2 separate regions of the Mus musculus genome follow, and region 2 is linked to region 1. A link is a loop called in an ENCODE intact Hi-C map of the cell type or tissue named here. Cell type or tissue: heart. All regions are shown on one strand. Links, peaks and the distances in the headings refer to the core of each region. The heading gives the core; the rest is flanking DNA. Region 1 overlaps Adgrb1 (adhesion G protein-coupled receptor B1). Region 2 overlaps Mroh5 (maestro heat-like repeat family member 5).

Evidence for each region. A loop is a pair of places that touch in the nucleus more often than their neighbours do. Peaks named below come from ENCODE experiments on the same cell type or tissue, not always from the same donor. Only the 100,000 strongest peaks of a DNase experiment are listed, where the experiment ranks them.
Region 2: a loop joins it to region 1, with 4 times the contacts of the local background. A loop is called at or near these places in 7 of 42 quality-filtered maps.

Annotation. Positions count from the first base shown.
Region 1 is chr15:74,532,388-74,540,387 of GRCm38, forward strand. It overlaps Adgrb1 (adhesion G protein-coupled receptor B1), which reads left to right. Exons shown (of 31, transcript NM_174991.3): 3 at 5,911-6,072; 4 at 6,816-6,926; 5 at 7,320-7,484. Among named protein-coding and RNA genes, the nearest start is that of Adgrb1, 20 kb to the left of the region's middle. In heart, for the core only: CTCF peaks have their summits at 3,337 (motif pointing left) and 5,128 (motif pointing left); a DNase peak (open chromatin) is centred at 3,344; H3K4me3 peaks cover 381 bases; H3K27me3 peaks cover 6,968 bases.
Region 2 is chr15:73,787,085-73,797,752 of GRCm38, forward strand. It overlaps Mroh5 (maestro heat-like repeat family member 5), which reads right to left. Exons shown (of 11, transcript NM_001368162.1): 5 at 5,984-6,091; 6 at 5,585-5,701; 7 at 4,640-4,759; 8 at 3,636-3,794; 9 at 2,886-3,008; 10 at 2,135-2,214; 11 at 1-949. The coding sequence ends at 622. Among named protein-coding and RNA genes, the nearest start is that of Ndufb4c, 18 kb to the right of the region's middle. In heart, for the core only: CTCF peaks have their summits at 4,807 (motif pointing right) and 8,362; a DNase peak (open chromatin) is centred at 4,847; H3K4me3 peaks cover 542 bases; H3K27ac peaks cover 1,294 bases; H3K27me3 peaks cover 192 bases.

The sequences.
Region 1 (8,000 bases), core at 1-8,000:
GTACATATATGAATTGTACATGTGTGTATGGTAGGGTGTACTTTGTGCACACATATGTACATGCATACATATGTGTATGGTGGCTACACCCATATATGAATACATATATAGTGTATTTTGCACATATGTGTTCATGTAATCACATGTTCACATGTATAACACATGAAAACCCAGTGGGTATACCGGTTTGATTATTGTGTTTGCAGTGTCTTGCATTTATATATGTATACTCTCATGTATGTATGCCAGCATTGTGTGAGCCCACATATGTCTTTGTTTATTGCTAGGCAGACTCCTAGTAATACGCCAAAAAATTTGTATGTGTACATGTGTGAACATGTGGGTGTTTATGCAGCACATTGTAACTGTATATGTGTCTGTGGGTGTATGTATATATGCCAGGTATGTATGTACCCAGCACTGAGCATGTAGGCTTGTGTGTGCATGGTGAGTATGTGTATGTGTATCCAGGGTGGGCTCTGTCTGTTTGACTTGCTTGGCTGCTGGTCTATTGGAAGATAGTTTGGAGAACACAAGGGCTAGGCCCCAGCATATGAGGCAGAGGGTGCGTTCTCATGTGTAGGGTAGACTGACCACTCAGCTCACATAAGGTGCCTGCATCCTGCATGCAGACTCTGTCACTTCCTGGCCGTGGGAGGGGAAGGAGCCCAACGGTGACAGCAATGGCTGTCACTGAGTGCAGACTTTGTTCTAGAAGTGTCACCTAGAGGTGAGTTCCTGCTTCCTATGGCCATGAGTTAGGCCCCAGCAGACGCTGTCCCTGCCTTGGTCATCTTTTCACAGTTGCTCTGCCTCCTGAAGATCCCTCCTTAACCCCTCCCTAGGCTCTCCCCTGTAGCATTGTGTGTCCTGCCCAGTAAAACACCTTTTCCCTTTCTGCCTTCCCTGACAAGTATCACTTTCAAACATGCCGTACAACTCCTCCAGTGGGCCTCTTACTCACCGCCTATGTTAATATGTGAGCAACACAGACACTGGGCACACCCCATTCATTGATGCTTCCCAAGTGTGGAGGACTGGGCTTAAAGATGGCACTCAGCACATGCTTGTGAAATCGGGCCAGAGGTAGTAGGTTACATAGCTTGTAAGAGAGGACTAACCGCAGACTACCAGGTGACATCCTATGCACTGAGCTCTGCCTCGGTGGTGGCAGTGGCTAAGGACGCAAGTTAGGCAACTTTTCATGCTGAGTCAGGTTGTGCAGCTGACTCTCCGCTCTTGACTGCTGAGCTCTGTGCCCAGGGCCTTTGCCCTCACTGTCTTCTGGGAGCGGGCAAGCTTGGGCACCCATCCCCTCCTAAGTCAGGCAATGTCCAGCTGACTTGGAGAGACAGCAGGCATCCCACTGAGTGTGTGGCCCGATTTCAGCCCTGCCCTCCACACAAGGCCTGTCCAAGTGCCACATGGCCATGTCACACGTTGGATTCTAGGCTAAGGCAACTGTGCCTGCTGCCTAGTCTTCTAAGGCTGCCAGGCCCTCGTACCAACTCTTGTTATGCACTGTCCCCAACTCCCTGTCTCTCTGTTTCCTCCTCCATCTCTCTCATGTCTCTGCTGCTGGTGAGATGAATCATTTTTTCTCAAGGGCTGCTTTAAATATTCATGTTTTAATTAAAGAATATTATTGCAGAAATGACATGTAAGATAATGAAAAAGCAGGATTCTGGGGGGTGGGGCCTGGGAGTTCCTGGGAGTCTGTGAGTGTGTCTCTGTGTGTTCTTGCGTGTCACTGTGTGTCATCGTGTGCTGCTGTGAGTGTGGCCCATGAGCCCTTGTATATCTCTCTGAGTTTGTCCCTGTGAGTGAGTGTGTCCTGTGCCTCCCATGTGTTCCCATGACTGTGTTCCTGTGTTTCCCTGTGAGTATCCTTGGATGTATATGTTCATGTGAGTGTATTCCTGTGAGTGTTATTGTGGGTGTGCATTCCAGCATATATTTGAGCCCTAGTGTGTATGCATTGCTAAATGTGTCTGTGTGCACTTGCCTGAGGTGGAAGGCTGGGTTGAGTCTCCTGGTTGAGTCAGGGTGTGCACATATGCTACACCGTCCTAGGAACCCTGGAATGCCCAGGGGCTCATGACTTCCTAAAGACTAAAGCAGATCCCCTCACTGTGCCTGCAGCCCTGGTTCTCCTTGGCCAGGGATTCCCCCAAATTCTATGCATCTCTGTCCCTCAAGACACCCAAGAGGAGGTGAGGCAGTGTGTAGCAGTAGAGGCTGAGCCTAGGGGGAGCCTCTAGGTGTGGTTTGGGCTTCATTGGAGTTTGTAGGGGTGACGAGGGTAATAGAGAGGTACCATGGTCCACTATGAAGATTCTGTTGCCATCTTGGCTCTGTGTGTGTGTGTGTTCGTGTGCACATGCACACACACACATTTTAGAAAAATATAGAAAGCAGGCTTAAGTGCACATCATAGACAACTCTCCTAGAAGGAAAGAACAGGATAGGGTCCTGTGGAAATGCTGGATGTGGTGAGTACCATCACCCACAGGGAAATTCCCATGTGCCTTAGCTCATACTGTGTCACCTGTCTCAGCTCTGTCCCAGAACTGCACCTGCTTGGACAGGAGCAAGAAGTCCTTGTGACCTGAACTTGGGTCATGCCTCCCACGATGATGGGAGGAAGGTCAGCAGCCTCTGCCACCCACTCTGCTAACTGAGAGGACAGAGGCCACTTGTCTAAGGTCTCCAGCATAGACTAAATGTTTTGAGCCTTTAAATAGGCCCCATCTCAGGACAGGGAACACCCAGCAACAGGAATTTCCTACAGATGTGGCTTGCTTGCTCATCTAGTGCCTTGTTTCCCACCCCTGAGAATTGGGGTTGGGACAGTACTCGTTTGTAGAGTTTGCCTAAGGGGGCTGTGTGGCTATGGGGGATCAGGGAGGCCAGGGCTGCACAGTCGACAGTAGACTTGGTAACTGCTCTCTCCATCTACCCTGGGATCTGAGTGCTGTTCCCTGCCAACCCTGACAGTTGCTGGCAGCTTGCAGCTGGCTGAATCAGGATCTGCCCAGTGAAGGGCTGCAGGGACAGGTTCCTCCGCAGCCCCTGCTTGTACCCTTAGTGTCTCCCTTGTTCCTGGTCCAGGAGCTCCAGACTCAGCTGTTGGGACCAGTGTCTAAGTACTTTGTGACAGTCCTGCTCCAGCTGGGTCCTGGGGGGTGGGGGTAGGGGTGGGGGCAGGGGTCTTGCTAGCCCTCTGGGCCAGGACTGTCCCTGGATCTGCCATGAGTGTCTGGTGAGCCAAGTGGCAATGTGCAGGAAAGCTCTGCTGTTCGACCTGCTGGAGTAGGGATCCCTCTGCTGGACGAAGTTGGAAGTGCATGATTCCCCTCCTCCAAAGGGGATCCCAGGAACTGGGGAGAGACTGGCTGGGGGAGGAGGGATCTCTTTTCTTCTCCCCATTTCGGCCCACTTGGGGTGCAGGATCAGGGGAACCCACCACCTTCAAGCCAGGGCATTAGGGTGGGAAGAGTACCAGAGCCTCTTCAGTACACACCCTCCCTCCTGGGTGGCCGGCCTGCCTGGCCGATAATTGGCTCTATTCATGCCTGTAATGAGATGGAAATGAGGCCGCCAGACAGAGGAAGCATTGAGCTAGGAAGAATGACAGCTTCTTTCCGGGCCTGGAGGGGCAGCCCACCCCTGAGCCCTGCCTGCTCCTTCACTGCCCCCTTGTGCCCACCCAGCCCAGACGCACCTCTGTGTCCCCTTGTGCCCTTCACTGGCCCCGGGGCTTCTTCCTTCCTAAAGCTCCCTCTGGCATGGATGCTTTCAGTCTGGGCCAACATTTATCATGTCAGCTGTGTGTGAGGACACACATTAAAAATGAAAATGATAATAAAAACAGCAGTTACCATTTTCTGAACATTCATTAGTGGAAGGAGTGTGGGCCACGTTGGGGAATCAGTCTGTGGCTGAGATCAGGGCCCAGTATGTAATGGAGGATCCGGGATCCTCTGCCTAGCATCCAAGGATCAGGGACAAGTGTACAGGGCCAGATGCTGGTTTGTGACCAGGGCGAAGAATCAGTAAATGTCTAGGATCAGGGTTTAGTATACAACCACAGCCAGGACTCAGTGTATGACCTGGAGCAGGGTTTAGTGAGACCAGAGTCAGGGCTGGGCCAGAGGAGGGCATCTATCCTCAGTCACAGGGTCCCCTCTCCCCCAGCTTCTGATATGCCCCACCTCTTCTCTCCCCTCCCCCTCCCACATCCTCACCACCTGGGTCACCAAGGTAACCAGCCCCGAAATAGTGGGTGTTTTGGCAGCTGAGGCCTAACCTGGGTCTATCCTGAAAGGCTGTGTGCTGCAGTAGTTGCCATGGGAACTGAGTGGCATCCTCCGATTAGCCCAGCTTGGACACCCTCTCTCCCACCCACTGCCAGTTTTCACATCACTCAGGCTTCCTTGTGGGGGCTGGGCTGGAGCAGTGAGGGGGCACACGCAGGATACAGAACCCTGACCCCACCCTGGGCCTGCCTCAGAGACTCCTGGCTCCTTTGTCTGGAAGCGCGCAGTGGGAATATGGCTGCAGCAGGTGAGACTCCTGAGGCTAGAATGCTGAACCATGGTTGGTCCTGGCAGGTGGCCTTCCTGGGCTGGCGGGTGGGGCTGAGATCAGGAATCAGATTTGGTTCAAGACCCAGAGTCTGACCTGGTTGAGCTGTTCCTGCTTGTCCTGAGCTAAAGCATGTGACCAGCGGCCTCATAGCGGCCACCTGGGCCTGTCCTGTGAACAGCTGCTGTCCTGTCTTTCCTATTATGCATGTGAGGCTGTGCTGGAGACTTTCTGCCTGCTGCTCTCAACTTTGTCTTGGTGGGGGTATCATGGTGTATCTTTTCCTGTACCCTAGTTGTGCCCTTGACCCCATCCCTGGGACCTTCGGGTGAAGGTGAAGATGGTATTGATGATATAGCTACTACTCAGATCTTGCAACCCTGACTCCCTAGCTTGGCACCTTGGCAGAACTGGAGGTTTGGGGGCTCTGCAAGAGGCATAGGAACCTGGAAGGTGGCCCTCCGAGTCCTACCCATCTCAGAAGAGTGAGCGCTCACTCACTAGAGGGCCAGTCACTCACTGGTATCCCAGCGCCCCCTGCTGGTCCATCTGAGCACAAGCAAGGGACGCTGGGCCAGCTCTAGCGGTGGTCTTTTCCAAACCCTCTCTTTTGGGCTCTTTGGGCAGATGATAAGGCCCAGGGAGATGACCATGATCCATGGGGCCATCAGGCAGGTTCGTGCACATTCTGGAACCCACCATCTCTAAGTTCTCAGCTCAGACAGGGCCTCTTTCTACCATCGTGCCAACCAGGTTGGCAGCTCAGAGTGGCCTAGACCTGCTTTGCCCAGTAGGTGGGCGGATCTGTAGTCTAAGGGAGGTTCCAGGCTACCAGTAATGGGAGTGGCTGTTCCATACCCTGGCTCTGAAGTGAAGATGTGGAGACCTTGGCAGTGACCTCAACTGAATAGGAATGCCAAGGAACAATCTCGGGGGTTTGAAGACAACAACCTCAGGGGTTTGACCGCCCATGGAAAGGCTGGATTCAGGTGTTTCTGAATGGTGGCACACATCTGTCACCAGTCCTCACACTAAGAGGCAGCATGGGGTGAGCAGGAAGTGACTATTTACTCAAAAAGTCAGCCTGGGACCACGGTAGATACTTATCCCAGACCTACCTATGACCTCCTGGCTCAGGGCAGACAGCAACTCTCTAAAGGGAGTTGGGACCTGGGGGCAAAGTTTCCCATGACCTTGCCCTACCTTACCGTCTACCCCTACCAGACCTCGTTTCTCCTTACCCTTTCAAAGCCTGTAGCTACCCTTTCGGGCCTCTGCCTACTCCAAAGACGGCAGAGCCCTGAGCTTCTCTTGTTCCCCCAGGTGGCTGGAAACTGTGGTCCTTGTGGGGCGAATGTACGCGGGACTGCGGGGGAGGCCTGCAAACTCGAACCCGCACTTGCTTACCCACCCTTGGTGTGGAGGGCGGAGGCTGCGAGGGCGTTCTGGAAGAAGGTCGCCTGTGCAATCGCAAGGCCTGCGGTCGTAAGTGGGCAGGGCAAGGGTGGGGCTGAAGTGGTGGGTGGGGCCAAGTCGGGGAGGAGTCAAGGACAGAAAGGGGCAGGGTAGGACGTCAAGGGGAAGAAAGTAGGCGGGATTTTGAAGAGAAAAACTTGGTTGGGGACAGGGATGCCTTAAAGGCGGAGCCTCGAAGGCCCTGCCTAACCCTGACTAGGTAGGATCTAGGAGGAGGCAGGGTACCTGGAGCTTGATGTGGGTTCCGATTTTTCAAGCAGTGGGCACAAGCAAGCCGCAGTCAAGCCAGTGAGCTCCAACACGAGAGGCCTCCGGGATGTATTTCTCTAATAAGGCTTTCTAATGACCTCATGAATTTTTTAGCTGCTTCCATAAAGTTAAATCAAGTTCTAATGAGACTGTCATTCTTCCGGTTTTGTTTTGCTTTTTTGGATGCTCTTTCCTGAGGAGACAACTCTACTCAGGAGGCTGGGGAGGACCCTGTGTATCTCACAGGGAGGGAGGCATGGGATATTGGGCAGGAGGAGGCAGCAGACATTCTAAGGAGTTGTCCTATAACCCGGGAGGCTGAAAGAAGAGGCAGGAGCCTTAGAGAGTGGGCCCACAGTGGCCTGGTGTCAGGGAACATGCTCTGCATGGGGCTGTCCCTTGGGGTTAGACTGCTCTGGTGACAGTAGGTGACAGTAGGTGGCCAGCTGTGTCCAAGGACAGAGGGAATCCCCCTGGGATGCTGACCTGAGCCCATCCCACAGCCACTGGGCGCAGCAGCTCACGGAGCCAGTCCCTGAGGTCCACGGATGCCCGGCGACGTGAGGAGTTTGGGGATGAGCTGCAGCAGTTTGGGTTCCCATCTCCCCAGACTGGTGAGCTGGCAGGGTGGGTAGGACTGGCCTACACATACCCCAAGGCAGGGAGGGGAGAGTGTTGGCTTCTGGGACCAGGTCAGTAATGGCCACTAGTTGCCACTAGTAATTCTAGTAACTTACGGCTATAATGCATCTCATCTAGTTTGTACCAGACTCCTGCTCCAGGCAGACTGGCTTAGGGGAGGCTGATAGGAAAGTTAGAACCCTGCCCCAGCCAGACCCAGACCTTGAGGAGCCCAGCTAGTGGGAAAGTAGGTCATTTTGAGACCTACAGAACCTCAGCCTGTGCCCCCAAACAAGGTCCTGTCTCCCCAATGGTTATCCAAACCTGGCACTGCCCTACGGGAAGGGGAACGGCAGGTCCATGATGCTGCAGGACTGGACCCACAGGTGACCCAGCAGCTGAGGAGTGGTCCCCATGGAGTGTATGCTCCAGTACCTGCGGTGAGGGCTGGCAGACCCGCACCCGCTTCTGCGTGTCATCCTCGTACAGTACTCAGTGCAGTGGACCTCTGAGGGAGCAGCGGCTCTGCAACAACTCAGCCGTGTGTCCAGGTGGGTGGGGCAGAGCCTGGGATGGGTAGGTCAGAGCCCAGGGTGGGTGGGACAGAGCTCCAGGTGTGTAAGGCAGAGCCCAGGATGGGTGTGGCAGAGCTCCAGGTGGGTGTGGTAGAGCTCCAGGTGGGTGGGGCAGAGTCCAGGTGGGTAGGGCAGAGCCCAGGTGGGTGGGTCAGAGCACAGGGTGGGTGTGGCAGAGCCTAGATGGGTGGGTCAGAGCTCCTGGTGGGGTAGGGCAGAGCCCAGGTAGGTGGAGAAGAGTCCCAGATGGGTGGGGCAGAGCTCAGAGGGTGGGGCAGAGACCAGGTAGGTGGGGCAGAGCTCCAGATGGATGGGGCAGAGCCCAGGTGGGTGGGTCAGAGCCCAGGGTGGGTGTGGCAGAGCTCAGGTGGGTGGGTCAGAGCCCAATTGGGTGAGGTAGATTCTCCAGGTGGGTGGGGCAGAACCCAGGGTGGGGCTAAGGGTGGTGGGGTGGGGCCTCTGCGCAAGGGGACCAATTGTGGCTTCCTATCT
Region 2 (10,668 bases), core at 1,441-9,440, 740 kb before region 1:
CATATAATACATGTAAGGCCCTTGGGTAGGGTTCAGATCTTGGCATCTCACTAGATTCTTTTCTTCTGAGCTGTGTACCCCTTGCTCCCAAGTAACTGTGGGAAGGGTACACAGACAGCCTGGTGGTGCCTTTGTTCCACAAAGTGGGGCTTACTTCACAAAACTGACCTGCCCTTTGCTACTGACATACCTGGTCGCGACTATGCCTGGCAATCTCATGCGCCCTCTGGTGGTAGCCATGAGACATGGCAGGTATCTTTTCTGCAAGGCTTGCTAGTATTGAAGGGGCTGGACCAGGTGAGACCTGAATAGTAGTGACCCAGGCAGGCAGGTAGGTGTGGTGAAACAGAGCCCACCTTCAGGGAAGGTGACTCCCTAAGCCACCTTAGTGTGGTAGGACAAGTTCCTGCAGTATCAGGGAACACATTCCTTTGAGAGAGCCATCTCCCCTCTTCTGTGAATTCCTTGGGTTGGTTGGCATGGGGCTTGGAGAGAGGGAAACACAGTGGTGACTTCTTTGCCTATGCTACATGGACCTTGTGTCAGCAAGGAGGCTATGTGTACCATTACATGTAGAGTTCCTGAGCAGGCGCACCCTAGGTAAGCTACCTGCCTTAGTAATCATGGCCCAAAGTGATCATGGACCGTGTCCCAGGGAGGCAAATGGAGACCCAGAGCCTTTAGGCAACTACCCAGGGCCTCCACTCTGCCTGCGGAGTGGCCAGCGTTGGCTCTCCATTCAGCCACACACAGTGGACTGAGCCTGATGTCCTGCCAGAGTCTCCCGGGCTTAAGTGCAGGCCGCACCTGGATGTTGATGTTGGGTGGTTCCGTGAGGAGGCAGGCCTGCTTCTCCAGGTCATCCAGCTGAGGCAGGGTAAAGATGCTGCGGAAGCAGGTGGAGAGGAGGCGGGGTTTCCTGTTCACATCCATGGGCGGCCTCAGCGCACTGTTGGGAGGGTAAAGGACCCTGAGGGCCTGGGATTGTGAAGGCCGAGTTCAGGGTTCAGGAGTCCCCTGTCGTCTGCTTCTGACAATGCAGCCTTTTGCTGCCTCTACTTCTGTCTTTTGTTTATTTTTTTGTCTATGTACATGGGTGTGTTGACTGCATGTACACACATGTGAAGATGTCGGATCCCCTGGAAAAGGAGTTACAGACAGTTGTGAGCTGCCATGTGGGTGCTGGAAATGGAACCTGGGTCCTCTGGAAGAGCAGCCAGTGCTCTTAACTGCTGAGTCATTTCTCCAGCCCCAGCCTTCCCAGTCTCCTACTCATGAACGCAAGCACACACTAGCTAAGGGCCTGCTGAGGTGCCATCCCTGTAGCAATGTACCTGCAGGGCTCACTGACTGACTGACTCATCCATGCAGGATTTCCTCAACAGTCGCCTTTCAGACATCCGCAGGCCATGCCCTGGACTCTAGCAGAGCACCAGGCTTATAGGAACAGTCTACGAAGCAATACCCTACCAACTGTCAATCAACTTCCTTCAGCCAGCGCTGGGGCTCCTACCATGAAGACGTTACACACAGTCTCCCTGTCTCGCTTCCTGCTTCCGTCTCTTTCAGCACTTTTCTCAGTCCCGTGTGGTGTATGTATCCCATCTCAGGGCCATGTTTGGAAAACAGAGGTGTTTGCTGCTGGCTTCCGGCTGTGTCCCCAGACACCATGCAGGGCCTAGCAGTGACTGTGCGGCAGGCAGATAGGAAGTGAAGGCTAGCACCTGGGAAATGCAGTCAGAGTGGATAGCCACCCAGCTCCACATGCCACCCTGCCAAAGGTCATGTGGATCGCCTGCTATGGTCTGTGAGTAGGCAGCTGTGAGCCCCCTGGTCTATAATCTCCTTCGTGGTCTGTGGATGGAGAGATAAACTGGGTCCTGCATCTCTGGCTCTCTAGATCCAGCTTCACTCCTTTTCCCTGGGGCTTGGCTGGATCTAGATGCTTGGCCTACTTGAGTATTGGTGAGGGGGGTTGTCTCTGTGGAGTGGCTGTGCTCAGACTAAATGCTCTCTGTGACCTGCAGTGGCTTAACTGCTCTGCCTTGCAGGGCCTTGATGCCTGACTTCCTTCTACCTTGTCCTGCTAGCAGCCTGGGCAGGGAGTTGGCAGTCATCACAGACTGCAACCTACCAGAGGCTGGAGACAATATGGATGGCCTGCTGGCGGATGCTGGTGACCAGTGTGTCTTGCGGCTCTTTCTCCATCAGTGTCTGTAAGTTCACGGGAGAAGGTGCAGAGGCTAGCAGACCCCACCTCTGACACCAAGTCTTATTACCACTCCATGCAACCTGGGTGATGCTGCTGCTTGTCTTTAGCCACCTTGCAGTGAGATCTGGTCCATCCTTATAGAGCCAGCGTGGTCTCTGGTGCAAGACAGGTCAGGTCTGAGCCCTGAATACTGAGTCCTAGCTGCCCGGCCCTGGACTAGCTCTAAGCTGCTCTGCCTCTTTCTTCCTTAGAAATCATTCCACTTTTCTGTTTGATCTCAGGCAGGGGACAGGACCCAACCTGTTTTGATCAATGGCCCTTTGCTCCTGACACTACTGCCCAGCTTCTTGTGCATTTCTCAATATCCCAAAGAATCTACATGGGTACCCAAAATCCGAAGTGATTGGTCTGGGACCCAAGCCAAGAAATTAAGCAGAATGGAGTGTGTCGGCCTTTCTGGGTCTCAATGGCACTGCCTGTACTGTGGCCATACCCGGTCTGCTCAGGGTTCCAGCAAGACCCAACTAACTCGGGGTATATGGAGTATTTCCTGTGTTTGCCCTTTCCCAGGTCTGAGGGAGGAGGCTCCCTGTATCTAAGAAAGCTGCTGGTCTGAGAGAGGAAGCTCTGCCTAGGAGGGCTGCTCTGAGGGGCAGGCTTCCTGTGCACATACCATCAGACACTCCAGGAGCTCACTAGTCTGGGAGAACTCGTAGCTGTGGGCACCTTCGTTCCGGCTGATGGCTCCCACCAGCATCGTGATAGCAGTAAGGAAGCTTTGCTTCAGGGTCTCATCCTGTGTAGGTCAGGCCCCAGGGGACAGATCAGGCTGAGAGCCAAGGAGCTTGTGGGAGAAAGCAAGAAGCGAGGCCGAGGCCACCATCTTCAGGCACACTTGAGTCAGGGTGAGAGGGGTGTGGTGGGGACCACCGGGCTGGGAGCTGGTGGGTAGGGCCTTCCTTAGGAAGGAGCGCATGATCTTGGTTTAAGCATGTGAATTCTGTGAGCCTGGCCAAAATGTGAGAGGGGCCTGTGAGGGTTTCTGGAGTGTGGTACCTACAGCCTGGATGGGCAAGACTTATCCTGGCTATCACAAGCCAGGCTATGGTGCTCCTCGGAGAAAGGCATCACCCTGGCCTCTTAGGATCCAGCCCTCCCCCATGTGAAAATCCAGTATTTGCATTGTAAGAAGTGGGGGAATGGGGTTCTTATCAGACCAGAGGAAATTTCAGGGTAATAAAGGCACAGGGGCAATGCACAGCACAGGAGGTTTGGTGGGAGGGCAGGGGACTTGGGCAAAGGCTAAAGATGGCTGGCCCTAGGCTTCCCTGAGTTCATGATCGGGGCAGGGCAGAGCCGGAGTCCTAGCTCTGTCCTGGGGAAGGTGCAGGACTGGGGTGATGGTGAGCAAGGCAACCTGTACCCAGGAGCTGAAGTGGAAGTAGAAGATCATCCTGGATAAGATGTTGTCCACCCAGGGCAGGATGTGGTTCTTGGCCCAGGCTGCCATCTGGCCGTAGGAGAGGAGGATGGTGCTGCTGGCCCACTTCCACCGAAGGTCCTCAGTGTTCTGGCCGTGGAGCTGGGTAGGAGTGGATTTGGGGTTGGGTCTTGCCCACTGTCTACTTGGGGAGTGGTGAGAAGGGGGTACCCCGATCCCAGCAAGGTGGGGGAAGGGAGTGTCCAGAGGGTCTTTGTTCACCAAATGAGAACAGCAGAAGTGAAATTAGATTTTCAGGGAGTTAGGCTGATTATACCAGGACATCAAAGGCATTGTACTAGGCTCCATTGGAACTGGAAGAGTTGAGGCCTCTCCCGTGATAGTCTTTCCCTACAGCCCAGCACCCTGATGGGCACACCACACACTTATGGGCTGCCGGGGGGGGGGGGGCTGGAAAGATCATGCTTCCATCCAGGCAGACAGTAATGGGCAAAGTGGAATTTCCTGCTTGACTGTGGCCCAGAGTCATCTCTCCTCTCAGATGTCACCACGGTACTAGCGTGGTGACATTGCAAAAACAGTGACAGGTACCCACGGAGAGTCTGAGGCATGCACTTCAGTTCTGCCACTTGCCAGATGTGAAGAGCCAGCGGAGCCTCCTCTAGGTTGCAGGGTTAACCATGAACAGACCTGCAAGAGCATGAAGAACCTCCCCAACCCAAAATTCCTTTGGAGAGGTTCCCAGGCACTGTCTTCCAGGGGGAGTCACGTAGGGTGCAGTAAGGTGGCACAGAATGGAGCCCCCTCCAGTGTGCACAAGCAATTCTCAGGCCAAGAGTCTCACCTTTTAGATAAATCTTTGCCTCAGTGGCAACCATAATCCTAGAGTGGTTGCTATGTTTCCCTTCATGCAGTGTAGGATTTGATGTCCGCCCCTACTCCACCCCCCCACCCCCCCCACCACCCTAGGAACCCTGAGTTGATACCTTCAGGGAAAAGTTCTGCAGGCTCCTCTTGAAGGGTGTGCTCCGTCCAAACTGTTCTAAGATAGCCCAGGCATCATCCAAGTGGTTTACTGCAACCAGTCCCACTGTGAGAGCAATGCCCTGTGGGCAGAGTCCCCCCTGAGTCTGTGATCTGGATCCTGTAATTCCCCACTCCACCAGCAGGGGGCAGGAACTCACACACAATTGAGGACCTGCAGCTCAGAGCCCAGACACCCAGGAGGTGGGTGGAGTTGGGGGTGGGAAGAGGAAGAAAGGGAGCTTTGGGGTTGGTTGTCTCTCGTGCCAGCTCAGCTCTGGGCAGACATGCTCAGGATAGGAGTGAAGATGTATGAGATGCGAGAGATGCGATTGGGGCTTAGTTCGTCAGAGTTCATGCTGTGATCAGCCCTCAGGACATGACCAGGATCAGGCCTCAGTGTGTTTTCATGTTCAGGTCTCAGACTGTGAGGAGCCCTAGGGCTCAGTGTGTGGCCAGGAGGAGGGCTCAGATTCTGACTGGAGAACCACGATATGAGAGTTATAAGGACTCAGTATGCGCACAGACTCAGGAGGTCTCGGTGTCAGCGTCAGGAGCAAGGTTCAGCGTGTGGTGGGACTAGGGGCTCAGCGTGTGACCTTCAGGGCTCGCTATGGGAGCAGGATTAACAGTCGGTGTGCATTCGAGGATCAGGGTTCATTGTGAAACCAGGGAAGGGGCTCATTCTGTGACCAGGGACAAGGCTGAGTATGAACAGGGTCAGGGCTCAGTGTGAGATAGGACCATGGTTCAGTGTGTGATAAGGATCAGAGCTCTGTGTGACGGAAACCAGGGATTGGTAGGTGACCAGCACAACTCAGTTTACTGAGCCCTTACCTCCCCAAACCCCTGCTTTGACCCTCACCTCCCCCTGCCTGGGGCCTCCCTTCCCCCCTTTGGGGCCTCACCTCCCTTTGCTTGGCCCACTGGTGAGATGTCTCCAAGAGGGTTGTGAGATGCGTCCTGACGGTGGTGCTGTTCTCCTCAGCTTGAAGGATTAGCCCGTAGTAGGTGAACAGGAAGGCCTGGTGGGATTCAACATCCTGTCCTGAGTGGGACCCACCTGACCTGAGCGCCTATGACCAAGTTCCCCAGGTTTCCTTACTCTGAGGCCACCCTTCCCATCTTGCCCGAGGAAGGCCTAAACCCCAGCCTGTGGTGAGGAAGGGAGGTGCTTCTAGTCCAGCTGCCCAGGCCTCGTTCCTTCTCCCTTTGTTCAAGGGCCCTGCTTGTCTGTGACAGATCCCATGGGCCTGTGTGGTGAATAGGCTGGGGCCCTTGGGAACAGTGTGTGTGTGGGGGGCTACCTTGTCCGGGGTTTGCTCTTGCTGTGTTCTGCCAGACTTGGTGATGGCCCACAGCAACTCCTTGGACCACACATCTGTGTTCAGGAACGGCACCGACTTTCTGGCCATCTGTGAGGCGAGGCAGGCAGGGCTTGGAGGCACTTTCCCAGAGCCGGAAAGCCCTGGCTTCATTAGCCCCTCCTCCTTCCTCTAAGTTTTCAGCACTTTGGCTTGTTGGATGGATCTCAGAGATGGAGAACATGTTTCTCAAGGTACCCCCCAGCTGTGTTCAGGATATCTGAACCCTGGGAGGCTGCAGTGTGGTATCCAGCCATGTTCCCAGCCTGGGCTGAGGGCCCAGCATCAGTGAAAGTGGCCCTGAGACAGGGTGGGCCTCATAGACAGGGTTGAGTCTGCTTCTCAGTGTGTTTCCAGTGCCTGGCATGGTGCCAGCCTGTGGCAGACGCTCGACTGTTTCTTAATGAAATGAGGGATCAATGCAATGACCCTTCTAAATGCAGGATTCTGGAAGGTTCCATCGTAGCTCAGTAGGATGACTGTAATTATGTCTAATAGACCTTCATTTCCAACACTCCCAGATGCCGTAAGTCAATGAGCCTGAGGTTTTTGTTCCTAATATTCTTCTGGTGTTAGGGACACACCTTAACACTCAACTCTTAGAAAATATTGATAAACGGTCAAAGTCGTTTGTTTGAAACATGTAAGCTAAGTTGAGAGATACAGTTGAGAGTACGATGTCCCCGGCCTCTCTTTTTGGAACAGTAATGTCGATTCTGTGGCACTGCGTGTTGGAAGTATGTCGTTTTCTTCTTGATTTTACAGGGTACAATTAAGGGATTACCTTGAGTCCCCGAAAGAGACTGAACTGTGGACCTTTCAGCAGTGTTGAGACCGTGGAGAGCTATGAGGACTTTTAGAGTTGGATTAAATGCATTTTGTTCTGATACGGCTACAAGCCCGTGGGGACCAGGAATGGAATGTGGTGGCTTGAAGGATAATGGCCCCCATAGTCTCATATATTGGAGTATGTGGTCCCTAGTTGGTGGAACTATTTAGGGAGGATTAAGAGGTATTGGAGGAGGTGTGTCTCTGGGGGTGAGCTTTGATGTTTCAGAAACCTACAACATTTCCAGTTTACTCTCTGTCTCCTGCTTACGGACTAGATGTGAGCCCTCACCTACTTCTCTGGCACCATGCCTGCCTGCCTGCCTGCTGCCATGCTCCTCATCGTGATAGTCCTGGACCTTCTGAAGCTGTGAGCCAGCCCCTAATTACATGTTTTCTTTTATAAGTTGCCTTGGTCCCAGTGTCTTTTCACAGCAACAGAAGAGTAACTACGGCAACTTACAAAAGGGAACATGCTGATGAAGGAGGTCTAAGCTCAACCTGGCTGATATTAAAGAAATGGAAATTAGAAGCCCAGAGAATGGCTCAGTGGCTAAGGGAGCTTACCAGGCAAGCTTGAGGACCTGAGCCCGAATCCCCAGAACCACCTTAAACCCTGCCTCCAACCCAACCCAACCCAACCCAACCCAAGAACCACAAACAAATCAAGCACTGTTGCGTCTGTAATCCTAGCAACATGACTATCCTATAAAGAATATTTAAAAGAAATGGAAATTAATACTTAACTTGGTCCAAGACTGCAAAAAGACTAGATTCATAATATTATTTCCATCAACTGAGGACCACAGACAATGTCCCATTAAGTTGAAATGGAGCTGGGAGAGTTCTATTGCTGCTGTCATAGGGTCTTTGCTCCTAGGTTTTGTGTGTGTGTGTGTGTGTGTGTGTGTGTGTGTGTGTGTGTTTGTATGTCAATTGGTGATGCTGGAACAGGCATATGTGCCACCAGTCTTGTCAAACTTGACACACACAATTATGGTGTGGTGTGTACTCCTTGATCATGATAAATGACTCCCTTGCTGGCTTATGCATCCACTCCTTTGATCATTATTTGAGTATATTTCCTGCATGGAATATATATATATATATATATATATGTATATATATATATATATATCCCTCACTCTGCACTCTGCAACAGTGTCAGCAGGCAGCAGCCCCATACAGCTTGTGAGTACCATCTCTTACTTTCATCAAGGCTCTGTTTGCACAGCCCTGAAAATGCCCAGCAGATCTGCAACACAAAAGAAGTGTTCTTTGGTAGCAGGGTGATTGAATGGACAGCTTTTCATATGTGTATGTGTGAACATTTTGGCAGCACCAATTAAAAAACAATATTGACACAAATTAAAACCCAAGATAAATTTGTTTAAGCAACTAAACTTCTAGGGATTTATCATAAAAAAAGTTCTAAATGAGAGAAACCGTGAACCCAAGGGGGAGTGTCTTGCAAGGCAGATGACCATCTTAAAGCGCCCCCTGTAGGTAGGATTGTTTGTCATTTCCCTAGTCTTAGTCTTCCATCCCTGAGTTGGAGACTGCTCTCATCAGATGGCAGAACCTGATAAAAGCTTGCTTGCCCTGGCTGGGCCCTGCTCTTGGTCTGTTCCCTGCTTTCTAGGATACAGGGCAGATGCCAGGTTGATCCCAGAGTACTGTGACTACTGGGAAGCCTCCAGGTTACCCAGAAGCAGCGGGCTGTGTGTGTGTGTGTGTGTGTGTGTGTGTGTGTGTGTGTGGCGGGGGTCCTGTCTTTTCACCCAGTCCCTTCTGTCTGCTCACTGATGAGTACGGGAGCCTCTTGTCTGCAATGTGAATGTCAAAACTCTGAAAATGAAACATTCTTCTCCCGATAGCTCTGCAGTCTCCTGTGTGTGTGGCCCAGACTGACCCAAGCTGATGTGGCATGGATTGCAGGACTTGTGCCTACCTGTCTCGGCAGCACAGGTGGGGGTGGGGAGGTGGGGGGTGGGTCAGTGTTTCTGTCTGTGCATGCTCTCTACACCCTGTTCAGAGCATCCAGGGACTATATAAGGCAGGCATTACTTCACTTAGAAAAATCAGAATATTTGAAACTTTGAAGCCTATCTATTCCCAATGGATATATATTGTATTATATATAGTATATATGTATAATATGTTATATAACACACATATATGCATGTAACTCCTGTGTATGTAACACATATATGTATGTAACATATATGTGCATATCTACGTATATAATATATATATACAACACACACACACACACAGACACACACACACAGGCCACAGAGATGGCTTAGTGGTTAAGATCACTGGCTGCCCTCCTAGAGGAACTGAGCTTAGTTCCCAGCACCCACTTGGTGGCTCACAACCATGTGTAACTCCCGTTCCAGGAGATCCATTCCCGCTTTCTGCAGGCACTGCACACACATGGCACACACACATACACAACTTGAGGGAGTCAGTTCTTGCCTTCATGTGGGTGCTGAGATTGAACTCAGGTCATCAGGGTTGGTGTAAGCTCTTGGAGCTTTGTTACCGTTTAAAACCTTCAGGCGTAGTTAACGTACAGTGATGTTCACAGCATTGAGGGCAAGAGACTTGCGCACACTCTAGAACTGCGAGCTTCATGTATCTTCTAGCTCCTGGAATCTGCGCAGAGCTCCCGAGACTCACCACCAGCACGACCCTCTCTGATTATAAGTTGGTGTCGACTTTTCTGGAATTGTCTGTAGAGCCTGTCAGTGTGTGCTTTTTTTTTTTTTTTTTTTTTTAACTGAGTATCTCCGATATCCATCCAACCTGCTGCCTGCATCAAACTTCATTTTATTTTTTAATATGGAATGTTTTTAAAAAATTGGTTTGTGTTTGGGAGGCTTCCCCTTGTCTGGCTTCCTAAGGCGGACATCGGGTTGTGGGTTCAAATCTCTAGCTCTGCCAGCTCTACTTGTCTCCAGTTTGAGGTTAGCGCAAGGATGGCTGCTTGGCGCTTTTTGCAGGGGTGTGTAAGAGTCCACAGAACAACTCCCCAGGATTCTTCAGGGTCACACAACTCCATCGGATTCGTCCAGGTAGAACTGGGCGTTTTCTCTGCTGGAAGCAAATCTCAGGAAAACCCTAACAAGCCAACTGCTGTCTTGACTAGACAGGCCAGACCTCGCCTGCTCTTGGTCACTGACAGCTGACTGGTGACACCTATCGCGTGAGGACCGGGTGCTTCAGTCACCGCTCCCCAGGACTGGAGGTGGATTTCAGACCCGCTTTCTTGGGTCCATTTGCTAGGCAGCTAATGAACAAATTTGTTAACTCTTGCAAGCATGTCGTTCAGCGACTGGGCTTGGCTGGGCTTGGAACGGGACGGTTCCACGCTGCCGTTCTCTCAAGGACTACTGAGACCTTCAGCTTCTTGCTTCAGTGCTGACATCTGCGTTTTGCAAGCAATCCTTTAACACTGAGAGTGTTAGTGTGGCTGACAATTATTCTGTGCTGGAAGAGACACCCCCCCTCTTAATCAGTACCGTGACCCCTTGTGATGAACTTTGCTTTCATTTCTTTGTATTTGCTGTGTGGACCAGGCTGCTCTCACACTTAGGGCACTTCTCCTGCCTCTGCGTCGAGGGCATTTTTTTTCCTCCTTTCTACTTATTTTGGGCTTAGTTCGTTCTCCCTCGGTAGCTTCTGACAATGAAGTTTCATATCCTTACTAATATATAAAAAAACTTTTTTGTACCTCAGGATGTTCAAATACATTTTCATTAACACTCACTTAAAATATTAAAAATATTTTTCTA